Regions from separate parts of the Homo sapiens genome. Here region 2 is linked to region 1. Evidence: chromatin contacts called from ENCODE POLR2A ChIA-PET data. All regions are on one chromosome and are shown on one strand. Each heading gives the region's core, a stretch centred on a gene start or an enhancer-like site at or near the end of the contact. The rest is flanking DNA. Distances are from core to core; before and after follow the strand shown. Region 1 overlaps DNAI1 (dynein axonemal intermediate chain 1). Region 2 holds the start of FANCG (FA complementation group G).

Region 1 (5,995 bases), core at 1-2,500:
ACATCCCAAACCCCCAGTACCCCCTTCTGCACTTAACCACCTTGAGTATGACATGTGACAGTATAGAAAAATATGGAACTTGGATTCTTATGGGATCACAAGACCACCCCCAGGACTCCCAAGTGGTGAGGGCCTAAGCTGGAGAACAGATGTCTGTAGTATATTTAGGCACCAGTGCCAATGGGAAGGCCCTTGTCCACAGGAGGGCCATGTTCATTTCCTATGCCAATGGATTCATATTTTTTTTTGCAGGAATCCAAAGTACAGGGATCTGTTTGCAGTGGGATATGGCTCTTGTAAGTGATCTGACTATTCATTTATTTGCTCATGTAAACAGCAAACACTAAGTACCTACTCTGTGCAGAACTCTTTGCCAGTTGTAAGAAATACAAAGATGACTGCCCGCAGGGGGCTCACAGTCTAATGGGGAAGACCCACAATCCTACTGGCAATTAGTGCTGGGTGAAGGAATATTCTAAGCTGAATGTGTCAATGGAACCTTGAAGGAGTTATTCTGGTGAAGAAAGAGGGGAAAACACTTCTGGCAGAGGGACCTGCATATGCAAAGGCTTGGAGGCATGAGGAATATGGCAGAATATGAAGCTGCTGGGGGGGCCAGGGTCAGCCCTCAAAGGGCCTGGTAAGCCATTCCAAAAAGCTTGGATCTTCTCCTGAGGGGAAACCACTGAAGGAATTCAAGGACAGGGACATGACCAGTGCAGGGAGGAATTGCAGGCATTGCAGGCCTGAGACTGGAGGCAAGGAAACCAGTTAGGAGACTGATGCGGGCATCCCAAGGAGAGATGGCAGGACCTTAACCACACTGTGGAGTAGGGATGGAGACCCCCCCTTCCTGCCTCCTCCTCAGGCCTTCCTGACCGGGTGGGTGGGGGCATGGGGGATGGGATCCCCTGAACCTTCGGAGCCCACTGCTATCCAGAGTGTGCCCGCCCCTGCCAGTTACCCACCCAAGGCAGGAAGGCAGCACAATGGAAACTGTGTCCAGGCGATTTGCTTTCCCTTCATGTTACTTGGTCCCAGAAGAAGCCCCTAGCGCTGTGCTGGCCTGGACATTCCCCCTTCCCAACGGGAGAGGGCCCTACACTTCACAGTAGTCTCGCTCCCCAGTGCTAACAGCTTGTTCTCTGGCTGGGAGGATCAGCTTCTGCAAACACAAAAACCTTTCCATTCTCCAAGCTGCTGCTGGCTGGCAGGCATACAAGCTCCCAGTCACTGCCCCTCAGACTGCCTGTCCACCCATTCTTTGACCAGGGTGGGGAGGGGCAGTGGGTGTTTGTCATTCCTCTCAGGGAGGAGACCTTGGAGCTACTCCCAGTCTTGTGGTCTGGGCCGCCTTTGAGGATGCCCTAAATGCCTGCTTTGTGTCCCCACTCCTGAGGGTGGGCTGCTGCCAAGTGGGAAGTGCCCTCCCCCTCTGGCAGGGAACTAGCACATTCCTCCCCCTCTGCTGCAGCTACTGGGCCTGGAACAGGGCCTGGGGGTTGGGTTGGGCAGGCCCTCCCAGGAGTGGGTGTGGACCCCCCTGTGAGGCTACTCTCAACCCAGGCTCTCTGCCCAGGTCTGAAGCAGGGGTGTAGGGGTTGCTCCTCAGAAGGTGGGAGGGGAAACTGCTTCAGTTTTAGCGCTATTCTCCCCGCACCCAGGTTCGGAAGCAGGCTCAGCTGGTCGGGGTCATGTGGAGGCTGTCGTGGGGGCTGGAGGGCTGGGCAGCCTTGGGCAGGAGCAGTAGAGTAGGTCACCTCCCACCAGCAGAAGACCTTGAGCCTGACAAGCCCAGCAATGTCCTTTGGGCAGGCACTTACCTGAGAACGGTCTCTTTGTCCTTCCTTGATGCTGTTAGCTACATCCACGTGCCTGAGTGGTACCCGTCGTCAGCTACAGTCCTGGGGGTGGGGGTGTCACTTTCCAGTGACACCTGGGGCCAGAAGCCTCTCTGAGCCTTGGTTTCTTCGTTGGTGACATGGAAAGGCTGACAACCTGCCAGGCCTCCATTCCAGGGCTATTGTGAGGTACGCTTGAGAGAGAAGAAGTAAACATGCTGCAAGCGGAGGAACCACCTACACATAACGGACAATCATTGCTGATTTGTCTGTCATTCTTTCTCGTAGCTTTCCTGCAGTACCCTCAGGGAGCCCGAGCAGAGAAGGGGGGTGTGGAGACAGAGGTAGTCTCCTAGGGAGCAGGGCCCAGTGGCAGCAGCAGTGGTATTTGCTTTTGTTGTCACTGGCTCTGGGGTTGTTGGCCGGCTTTCAGATGAGCATCTATTCTCCAGAGCCTTGCATATCTCAGAACCACCTGCAGAGGCCTGAATAGAACCAGGCTGGCTGAGACTCAGGAAGGCCCCTGCATCCATCCTGAGCTTGCCTCTGGGAGTCCCATGCTCTTGAGTGCCTCCATGGGAGAAAGAGGGCGAAGCTGGGGCAGACAGAAGGCACCCTAGCTGCTGGATGGGGTCACTATGAGGAGCAGCTGGTCTCACCAGCATCCATCACACTGTCTTTGGAAGCTCCCAGATACCACCCTCCCATAATCAGCTTTTGCCTCATGAGGACAAACACTGGAGTGAGAATTTGGGTTTGTAGTTGGATTTGACTCTGGTGAGCTGAGTCTAGACCTCATAAACCTCCTTTTTATGGTATTCCCAGATATTTATTCTGTGACTCAGCCAAATAAAACTTTGGCAGGGGTAGGTATGTACCCTAGGAAGGACTGTAGCCATTCCCTCATTTCTGGGACAGGCCAGGTTGGTTGGAGCCAGCCAGGAACAAGCAGGTAGAGAAAAGGAAATCTGGGCAATTGCCTGCAACAGCACAGAAACATCCCTACCTGCTTCCCTTCTATAGCTGCTGGGTACCAGCTAGTGAGCACAATAGGCTGCTTAAAGGGCAAAGATTGGGATCCCCCTAGGGCCAGGCTACATGTTCCCAGCAGAGTAGAGAAAGAGGCTGTCAGTAGGTATAAAGCAGGTGGAGGAAGGTTAGAAGAAAAGGAACTAGCCCAAGAAGAGATGGCCTTGGGACTGCTGGGATGCAATGATGTCAGCCGGCTGTACTGAAGGGGTCCTTTCCAGCCCATTAGCCAATTCATAGCAGGGAAACAGGGACTTCTCATGGTCTTCCAGGCATGGATGGTGGAACAGATCAGGATGCTCTGTGTGGTCCTGAGGCTATCACACAGGAGATGGGGCAAGAAGCTTCCCAGAGCGCCATGTATTGGAAGAGCAGGGGAGCCAGCTGTTCCCCAGCCCAGCCTCTGTCTGGGGACAGCACCCTCAAAAGGGGCCAATGTCAGGCTCTGAGTCCCAGCTCTAAATCCCTTCCCACTCTGTCCCACCACATCCTGGCCTGTCCCTGGGCCTGCCCAGGCCAGAGATACACTTTTAGGGATTTAAATCTTTCCTGATCATTTGTTTGTCAGCTTCACTAATTAAGCAGTGTTAATTTCATTTACTGGAAATGGAAATTCATCCACCTCATTTCTTCTCATTCATCCTCCACACACAAAATCCATCACTCCTCGGCTGCGGGCTGCGTAAAATTTACAAGACTAATTATGTTGTCAGGTCTCTTTGTAAATACAGTCCTTAAAGGCCACTGTGCTTGCTGGGTTGTAATGCAAGGGCATTCCTGTTGTTAGTTTAATTACTGGTTAGTTATTTAGGTTCTCAAATGTTTGCCTCATTTTCCCTAAATCAAATTAAATGTCCCGCTTGATGTATTCTGTCTCTAAGGCCTTGCTCTTATTTCCACACTGTTTAAATATGACTTCTAATCGAACGAGAGTGCCTGGAAAAGCCCAGCTGCTGGAGAGGCTGAGCCCAGCTCGGCACCATGGCCTCTGGGCCATGCTTGAGGTTTTGAACCCTCTAGCAACTGATAACCTTCTTTAGAGCAGCCTTGGGCTAGTCCCCTGCCTTTGGAAACTGTGAACGTCCTAACACAAGGGGAATTTTTGTTCCTGGAGTCGAAGGTGGCAAGGCTGAGGTATGGGAAATGGAGAGAGGGTTTCATTATTGTCATCAGAAGGGCGGAGGAGCATTGCATCCATCCAGCTGACTTCTAGAGGGACGGCTTCCAAACCATCCCAGAAAAAAAAAAGTGCCATCTATGGGAGCCTCTCTCTCTGATTCCTAAAGTACGTTTGGGTCAATTTTCCCTAAATGTCTACTATATTAGTTTCCCGTTGCTGCTGGAATAAACTACCACAAATTTAATGGCTTAAAATAACACAAAATTATCATATAGTTCTGGAGGTCAGAAGTCCAAAATAGGTTTCACGGAACCAAAACCAGGTGGTAACAGGGCTGCATTCCCTCTTGAGGCTCCAGGGGAGCAGCCCTTTCCCTCCCCTTTCCAATTTCTACAGGCTGCCCACATTCCATGGCTTGTGGTCCCCTTCCAGCAAGCAATCGAATCATTCTGACATCTGCTTCTATGGTTACATCTCCTTCCCTGACTCTCCTGCCTCCCTCTTTCCCTTATAAGAACCCTTGTGATTACATTGAGTCTACCCAGATAATCCAGGATAATCTCCTCCATCTCAATGTCTTTCACTTAATCAAATCTGCAGAATCCCTCTTGCCATGAAAAGTGACATATTTACAGGCTCAGGGGATTAGGATATGGACATCTTTGCAGGGGGGCCTTATTCTGCCTACCACACACCCCCTCCAAGTGCCTCTTGCATGACTTAATAAGGGAGTCATTAAACAGCTGCTGTCTTGGAGCCAGTCCTGGGCTAGACTCATTTAGGACAGCACAGTAAGAGAGGAAGCCTGCTGTCAGTGGCTGGCCTGGTATCCTTGTCTCTGTAGCGTGGCATCTACTTCCTCCTGTCCACTGACCTGGCCTGATGCCCCTACATGCCCTCTGCTTTAGCAGAGTGCCCCCAGGTAGGGGCTGCACTAGCCTTCCACCTCTCCAGCTTCGGCTCCCCTGAGCTTGGTGAGGAGGCTGGGAGGACCGAGCTGGTGGCGGAAGGGCTGGGACTATGTTCATGACTACATATCAGGATGGGCGCCAAGTACACAGAAAATGAAAGAAAGAGTGGGAGGCACTCCCTTGACATGGGGCTGGTGGGGAGAAGGGCCTCTGCTGAGTGGTCCATTGTTGATTGCCAAAAGCTGTGCCCAGGTCAAGTGGGCCTGTGGAAGCCTGACTGGCTGGCCTGGGACTTCTGGGTTTGGGGAGCATGCCTAGATCTAGGGCTCAGGCTGAACCTGGGACTGTGGGGATATGCTCATAGGTGGCTAGTTTGGGACTCACTGTAGACAATTCGATGTTAGTTCAAGCTTAGCCCATATTTAGCTGGGGGGAGGGGTACATGGGCATTATCCAGGCATCTATGGAAAGCTGCCTGCCCTTGGCTGGGCATCCAAACCCCCTCTGAGGGTTCTGCTCCTTCCCAAGCTCACACACCTTCTTCACTTAGCAGCTCTTTGAGCCAGCATCCCCCTTTCCTGCACCTTGGGGAGAATTAGGAGAATAAACCTGGTCACCTTGATTGGTTGTTGGATCTTTCCATGATCTCTGAGAAGGGAAAGGTCACATCTCATAATTCCACTTCACAGATGGAAAAGATGAATCCCAGAGAGGAATCCCACACTCTGACAGATGCAGAGCAGGGCAGGGCTTGCCCACCTAGTGGGGTAGGGGTGAGGGGGCTTCTCCAGGCAGGGCAGTTGGATCCTCCAACCTCAGCCGCCCATCTTCCCTGGGTAGATGACTTCATGAAGCAGAGCCGGGGCATGCTGCTGCTCTACAGCCTGAAGAACCCCAGCTTCCCTGAGTACATGTTCAGCAGCAACAGCGGCGTCATGTGTCTCGACATCCACGTGGACCACCCCTACCTGGTGGCAGTAGGCCACTATGACGGCAACGTGGCCATTTACAACCTCAAGAAGCCCCACTCCCAGCCCTCCTTCTGCAGCTCAGCCAAGTCTGGCAAGCACTCAGACCCTGTGTGGCAGGTCAGC
Region 2 (6,938 bases), core at 1-2,500, 580 kb after region 1:
TGACAGTCAGCTCCAAGGGAAGAACAGGAACAGCTGCAGGGAGCCCTGGAGCAACAATGTTGGTCTTACAGACTGCTCCCCCATGGAAGATCCTCCAAATAAAATCCCAACTCAGAGATCACCCCACTCCAACCAAAACAGCTACAATAAAGAACCCACCCTCCAGCCAATTAGCTAAGGATTTAAAAAAAGAACCCAACCTTTGGACAGAGAGTCTGGAAAGGGCAAAAAAGTTATCCAGATCAGACCATCTTGGAAACCATTTTTCAAATGCCACTCTGTGAGTGTGTAAGGAAGAGAGGGATTTGCCTGTACAAAGATGATTCCACTCCAGTCTCCTCTGTGCCTTAAACAGGACTCCCTGCCCCGAGTAATTATATCGATCCCAAAAACGCAGGAGCGGATGTTTCTCTGGCTATGGAAGAGGGGAACTGACCATCCTGGGGAGGACCCGCCTACCTTGCAGACTATGGAGGAGCCCTCTGAGCCCTTCCAGTGCATCCTGAGCCAACTGCTGTCGCCTCAGAGTCAGACCGGAGTTCTGAGCCACCTGCCACATGAGGGAGGGGTTGTCACTGAGGATCAATCCTTTTTTCTCCCCTTGCAGCAGTGGCAAGGGATGCATTCTCCAGTCATTTCTGGCTCTTTGGTCAAGCTCAGTCCCTCCCCATCGGTTGGGGTAAATCCACTGCAAACCCGCTTTCAGGGATCTTGAGGCTGCAAACCGAGGGTGCCAGCAACCGTGTTACCTTGGCCTGTCGAACGAGCCGGTCATTCTTTTCCCTCCACAGGTCCAGGCAGCTGGAGCCCACAGAGGTGGTCTGGCGGGACATGGTGGCCGAGGCTGGGCCCGGAGACCAGAAGCGGACTTAGGAAGGGTGAAGCTGGCCTGCCCAAGCTCCCAACCCCAGCGGGGAGGGGCCTGGGCACTTCTGCACCCCGCCGAGCTCCCCTGCTTCTCTCGGGGTCCCAATCCACCCGCCCAGGCTTTCCAGGACAGATGGGACGCTCTCTCCCCGCGGCCCGCCGGGCTCTCAACCTCGCCTCTGGTTGGCCGGGTCTGCGAAGCTCTGGGCTGCGGTTGGTCCTCTTGAAGAGTTAGTTCCCGCGGGAAACTCGGGGAGGAAACGAGTCAGCAACCCCAAACAGGCTTAGGCGGGCTAGAAGCCGGGGTCGTGTCTGACTGGGGCAGTCGCACGGCCGGCGGTGCGGCCCGCTCGGCTCTCGCGGAGGCCACAGCCTCGAGAAAGGGTGGGCGGGAGCGAGTTTCGGCCCCACAGTCCGTGGCTCGGCCCTTCCTCGCTGCCACACCCCCAGGTCCTCCTGGGTTCCCGCTTCCACCGAGGGCCGACTGCGAGGTGCATGCTGGGAGTCGTAGTACCGCACCGGGGCGGAACAGCTCCGCCCCGGCGGATGGTGTTTCCAGAAAGCGGTAACTGGAGACGAGGGCGCTCCGTAATCGTCCATCCTTTCTCTGCTCACTGTCGAGCACCAACACGCTCACCAAGGTCGGCTTTCTACCGCGTGTAGTCTGCTGGCAGTGCCGCTCTGTACTTGCACTGCTCAAAAGTACCTGCCCAATCATTTCAAATTAAATGGAGCTAGGAGAATTGAATATCCATATGCAAAAAAAAAAAAAAAAAAAGACAGGAAAGAAAAGAACGCGACCATACATACGTACATAAAATCAACTCAATGGATCACAAACTAAATATAAGAGCCAAAAATATAAAACTTCTAAAAGAAAACGTAAAGCAGCCTAACTAACATGGTGAAACCTTCTCTACAAAAATACAAAAATTAGCAGGGCGTGGTGTCGTGCGCCTGTAATCCCAGCTACCCCGGAGGCTGAGGCGGAAGAATCGCTTGAACCCGGGTGGCGGAGGTTGCAGTGAGCCGACATCGTGCCATTGCACTCCAGCCTGGGTGACAGAGTGAGACTCCGTCTCAAAAAAAAAAAAAAAAGAAAACGTAAGAGAACAGCTTTATGACCTTGGGTTTGGCAACAAGTTGTTAGACACAGCACTAAAAGCTTGTACAATTTAAAAAAAAGTTAACTTTATTAAAATTAAAAACTCTTGTACTACAAAGACATCATTAAGAAGTCATACGCTGGGGCCGGGCGCCGTGGCTCACGCCTGTGATCCCAGCACTTTGGGAGACCGAGGCGGGCGGATCACGAGGTCAGGAGATCGAGACCATCATGGCTAACACGGTGAAACCCCGTCTCTACTAAAAATACAAAAAATTAGCCGGGCGATGTGGCGGGCGCCTGTAGTCCCAGCTACTCGGGAGGCTGAGGCAGGAGAAAGGCGTGAACCCCGCGGGCCAGAGCCTGCAGTGAGCCGAGATCGCCCCACTGCACTCCAGCCTGCGCAACAGCGAGACTCCATCTCAAAAAAAAAAGAAAAGAAAAGAAAAGAAAAGAAGAAAAATCATAGGCTGGATGTGGCTCATGCTGTAATCCCAGCACTTTGGGAGGCTGAGGCTGGAGGATTCCCTGAAGCCAGGAGTTCAAGACCAGCCTAGGCAACAAAGATGGTGTCTTTTGTAGAGACATTATCTCTACAAAAAATTTAAAACATTAACCCTGGCACAATAACACACCTGTAGACCCAGCTACTTGGGAGGCTGAGGTGGGAGGAGCCCTTGAGCCTAGGAGTTCCAGGTTGCAGTGAGCCATGATCACACCACTGCCCTCCAGCCTGAGTAACAGAGTGAGACCCTGCCTCAAAAAAAGAAAGGTCACAGTCACAGAGTGGGAGAAACTACTTGCTAATTATATACCTCATAAGGGACTGGTATCCCTAACACATAAAAACTCCCAAAACTCAAGAAAAAGATTTTTAAAAACAATCTTAGCTGGGTGTGGTGGTTCATGCCTGTTATCCCAGCACTTTGGGAGGCTGAGGTGGGAGGATCATTTGAGCCTCAGAAGTTTAAGACCTGCCTGGGCAACATAGCAAAACCCCACCTCTACAAAAAAAATACAAAAATTAGCTGGGCATGGTGGCACACACCTGTAGTCCCATCTACTCGGGAAACTTAGGTGGGAGGATCACCTGAGCTCAGGGATGTCGAAGCTGCAGTGAGCCATGATTGAGCCACTGCACTCCAGCGTGGGCAACAAAGTGAGACCCTGTCTCAAAACAAAACAAAAAACAATTTTAAGATGGACCAAAAAAAAAAAAAAAGACATTTTACCAAAAAAGATCTACTAATGGCTAAGAAACACATAAAAAGATGCTCGGCATTATTAGCTATTAGAGAAACACAGTTAAAAACATGGCCAGGGCCGGGCCATGTTATGCCTGTAATCCCAGCACTTTGGGAGGCTGAGGTGGATGGATCACTTGAGGTCAGGAGTTCAAGACCAGCATGGCCAACTTGGTGAAACCTCGTCTCTACTAAAAATACAAAAATTAGGCAGGCATGGTGGTGCATGCCTGTAATCCCAGCTACCTGGGAAGCTGAGGTGGGAGAATGGCTTGAACCCGGAAGGTGGAGGTTGCAGTGAGCCGAGATCCTGCCACTGAACTCTAGCCTAGGTGACACAGCGAGACTTCGTCTCAAAAAATAAAAAAACGCTTCACACAGCCGGGCGTGGTGGCTCACACCTTTAATCCCAGCACTTTGGGAGGCTGAGGCAGGTGGATCACTTGAGGCCAGGAGTTTGAGACCAGCCAAGCCAACAGGGCAAAACCCTGTCTCTACTGCAAATACAAAAATTAGCTGGGCATGGTGGCAGACACCTGTAATCCCAGCTACTCAGGAGGCTGAGGCATGACAATCACTTGAACCTGGGAAACGGAGGTTGCAGTGAGCTGAGACCATGCCACTGCACTCCAGCCTGGGTGACAGAGTGAGACTCTGTCTCAAAAATAAATAAATAAAAATAAAAACACTATACACATACATACATAAAATGACTACAATAAAAACAGATTATACCAAGTGTTGGTGAGGATGTGTATGAGGAACCCTCATACACTGCTGGTGGGAATATAAAATAGTACACTCACTTCAGAAAAGTTTGGCAGTTTCTTAAAAAGTTAATCATAGGCCGGGCGCAGTGGCTTATTCCTGTAATCCCAGCACTTTGGGAGGCCAAGGCAGGTGAATCACGATGTCAGTAGATCGAGACCATCCTGGCTAACACAGTGAAACCCCGTCTCTACTAAAAATACAAAAAATTAGCCAGGCGTGGTGGCGGGCACCTGTAGTCCCAGCTACTCAAGAGGCTGAGGCAGGAGAATGGCGTGAACCCAGGAAGTGGAGCTTGCAGTGAGCCAAGACCCCGCCACTGCACTCCAGCCTGGGTGACAGAGCAAGACTCCATCTCAAAAAAAAAAAAAGAAAAAAAAGTCAATCACAAATTTACCATAAGACTCAGCAATTCCACTCCAAAGAATACTCCCAAGAGAAATGAAAACATACGTCCACACTGAGATTTGTTGCAAATACTCATAGTAGCTAAAAATGTTCATAATAGCTAAAAACTGAAAACAATCAAAATGTCCATCAGTTGGTCAAAGCCAATGATTTAGCAATGAAAAGGGGCAAAAGAGTGCACCAACAAACTTTTTTTTTTTTGAGACGGAGTCTCGCTCTGTTGCCCGGGCTGGAGTGCAGTGGCGCAATCTCGGCTCACTGCAACCTCCGCCTCCTGGGTTCAAGCAATTCTCCTACCTCAGCCTCCCGAGTAACTGGGATTACAGGTGCACACCACCACGCCCAGCTAACTTTTTTGTATTTTAGTAGAGACGGGGTTTCACCATGTTGCCCAGGCTGGTCTCGAACTCCTGAGCTCAGGCAATCCACTGGCCTCGGCCTTCCAAAGTGCTAGGATTACAAACTTATAAAGATTGAAAACAGGCTGGGTACAGTGGCTCATGCCTGTAATCCTAGCTCTTTGGGAGGCCAAGGTGGGCGGATCACGAGGTCAAGAGATTGAGACCATCCTGGCCAACATGGTGAAACCCCGTCTCTACTAAAAATACAAAAATTAGCCAGGCGTCGTGGTGCACACCTGTAATCCCAGCTACTCGGGAGGCCGAGGCAGTAGAATCCCTTGAACCCAGGAGGCTGAGGTTGCAGTGAGCCGAGATCGCGCCACTGCACTCCAGCCTGGGCGACAGAGCAAGACTGTCTCAAAAAAAAAAAAAAAAAAAAAAAAAAGATTGAAAACAGGCCAGGCTCATGCCTGTAATCCCAGCACTTTGGGGGACTGAGGTGGGCGGATCACCAGAGGGCAGGAGACCAGCCTGGCTAACATAGTGAAACCCCATCTCGCCGGACGTGGTGGCACATGCCTATAGTCCCAGCTACTTGGGAGGCTGAGGCAGGAGAACCACTTGAACCCAGGAGGCAGAGGCTGCAGTGAGCAGAGATCACGCCACTGCACTCCGGCCTGGGCAACAGAGTGAAACTCCATCTCTAAATAAATAAATAAATAAATAAATAAATAAATAAATAAATAAATAAAAGACCGAAAACAGATCATTGGCCTGGGGTAGGATTAGGGAGTCAATGTAGGGAATTTTGGGGGGATGATAGAAATGTTCTAAAATTAAGTTGTGGCATTTTGCAATAATTTATTTCATATGACACCAAAAGCATAAGCAATGAAAGAAAAAAACAGGATGAACTGGACTTTCTCAAAATTAAGAATTTTTGTGTAGGCCAGGCGCGGTGGCTCATGCCTGTAATCCCAGCACTTTGGGAGGCCAAGGCGGGCGGATCATAAGGTCAAGAGATTGAGACCATCCTGTCCAACATGGTGAAACCCCGTCTCTACTAAAAATACAAAAATTAGCTGGGCGTGGTGATGCACGCCTGTAGTCCCAGCTACTCAGGAGGCTGAGGCAGGAGAATCACTTGAACCCAGGAGGCGGAGGTTGCAGTGAGCCGAGATAGTGCCACTGTACTCCAGCCTGGCGACAGAGCAAGACTCCGTCTCAAAAAAAAAAAAAAAAAAAAGAATGTTTGTGCATTAAAGGATATTATCAAGAAAATGAAAAGACAACCCACAGAGTGGAGAAAATATTTGTAAGTCATATATCATTTGTAAATCATATATCATATCATATCATATATCTGTTCAGGGACCTGTATCTAGCATGTAAAAAGAATGCTAGCCAGGCACAGTGGCTTACACCTGTAATCCCAGCACTTTGGGAGGCTGAAGCAGGAGGATTGCCTGAGCCCAGGAGTTCAAGACCAGCCTAGGCAACATAGTGGGGCCCTGTCTCTACAATAAAATAAAAAATTAGTCGGCCATGGTGGTGCACACCTGTAGTCCCAGTTACTCAGGAAGCTGAGACAGGAGGACTGCTTGAACCCAGGAAGCTGTGGCTTCAGTGAGCCATGATCACGCCACTGCATTATAGCCTGGGTGACAGAGCAAGACCCTGGTCCAAAAATAATAATAATAACAATAATCCAATTAAAAATAGTCAAAGAATCTGAAGGGACATTTCTCCAGTAAGCACAAGAAAAGATGCTCAGCTCAGCATCATTAATCATTAAGGAAATGCACACCAAAACCACAATGAGATATTACTTCACACCCACTAGGATGGTTAGAATCAAAGACAGATGACAACAAGTGTTGACATGGATGTGGAGAAATCGTTACCCATATATACTTCTGGTAAGACTGTAAAACGATACAGCAACTTTGGAAAACAAACTGGCAGTTCCTTAAAAGATTAAACAGAGTTACCTTATGACCCAGCAGTTGCTCAGTGTACAGCTAGGTATACACTCAAGAGAAATTAAAACATATGTCCAAACAAAAACTTATACACAAATGTTTATAGCAGCATTACATAATAACCAAAATGTGTAAATCCAAATGGCTATCAATGGATGAATGGATAAACAAAATGTGGTATATCCATGCAATAGAGTATTATTTGGCCATAAAGAGGAATGAA

Evidence for each region. ChIA-PET counts read pairs that join two places held with the same protein, here RNA polymerase II (POLR2A).
Region 2: POLR2A ChIA-PET joins it to region 1 with 12 read pairs in naive thymus-derived CD4-positive, alpha-beta T cell. The contact joins the promoter of FANCG here to the enhancer-like site in region 1. POLR2A ChIA-PET finds 5 or more read pairs at or near these places in 2 of 52 experiments (K562 and naive thymus-derived CD4-positive, alpha-beta T cell).

What each region holds. Positions count from the first base shown.
Region 1 is chr9:34,500,886-34,506,880 of GRCh38, forward strand. It overlaps DNAI1 (dynein axonemal intermediate chain 1), which reads left to right. Exons shown (of 20, transcript NM_012144.4): 12 at 253-296; 13 at 5,742-5,989. Among named protein-coding and RNA genes, the nearest start is that of ENHO, 19 kb to the right of the region's middle. Within about 2 kb of position 1,251, at least 5 of the 41 ENCODE cell types and tissues checked have a DNase peak (open chromatin) inside an H3K27ac peak, as active enhancers do.
Region 2 is chr9:35,078,692-35,085,629 of GRCh38, forward strand. FANCG (FA complementation group G) reads right to left here and starts at 1,251. Exons shown (of 14, transcript NM_004629.2): 1 at 750-1,251; 2 at 460-550; 3 at 1-45. The coding sequence starts at 833. RefSeq lists enhancers at 273-880, 2,097-2,703 and a silencer at 956-1,121.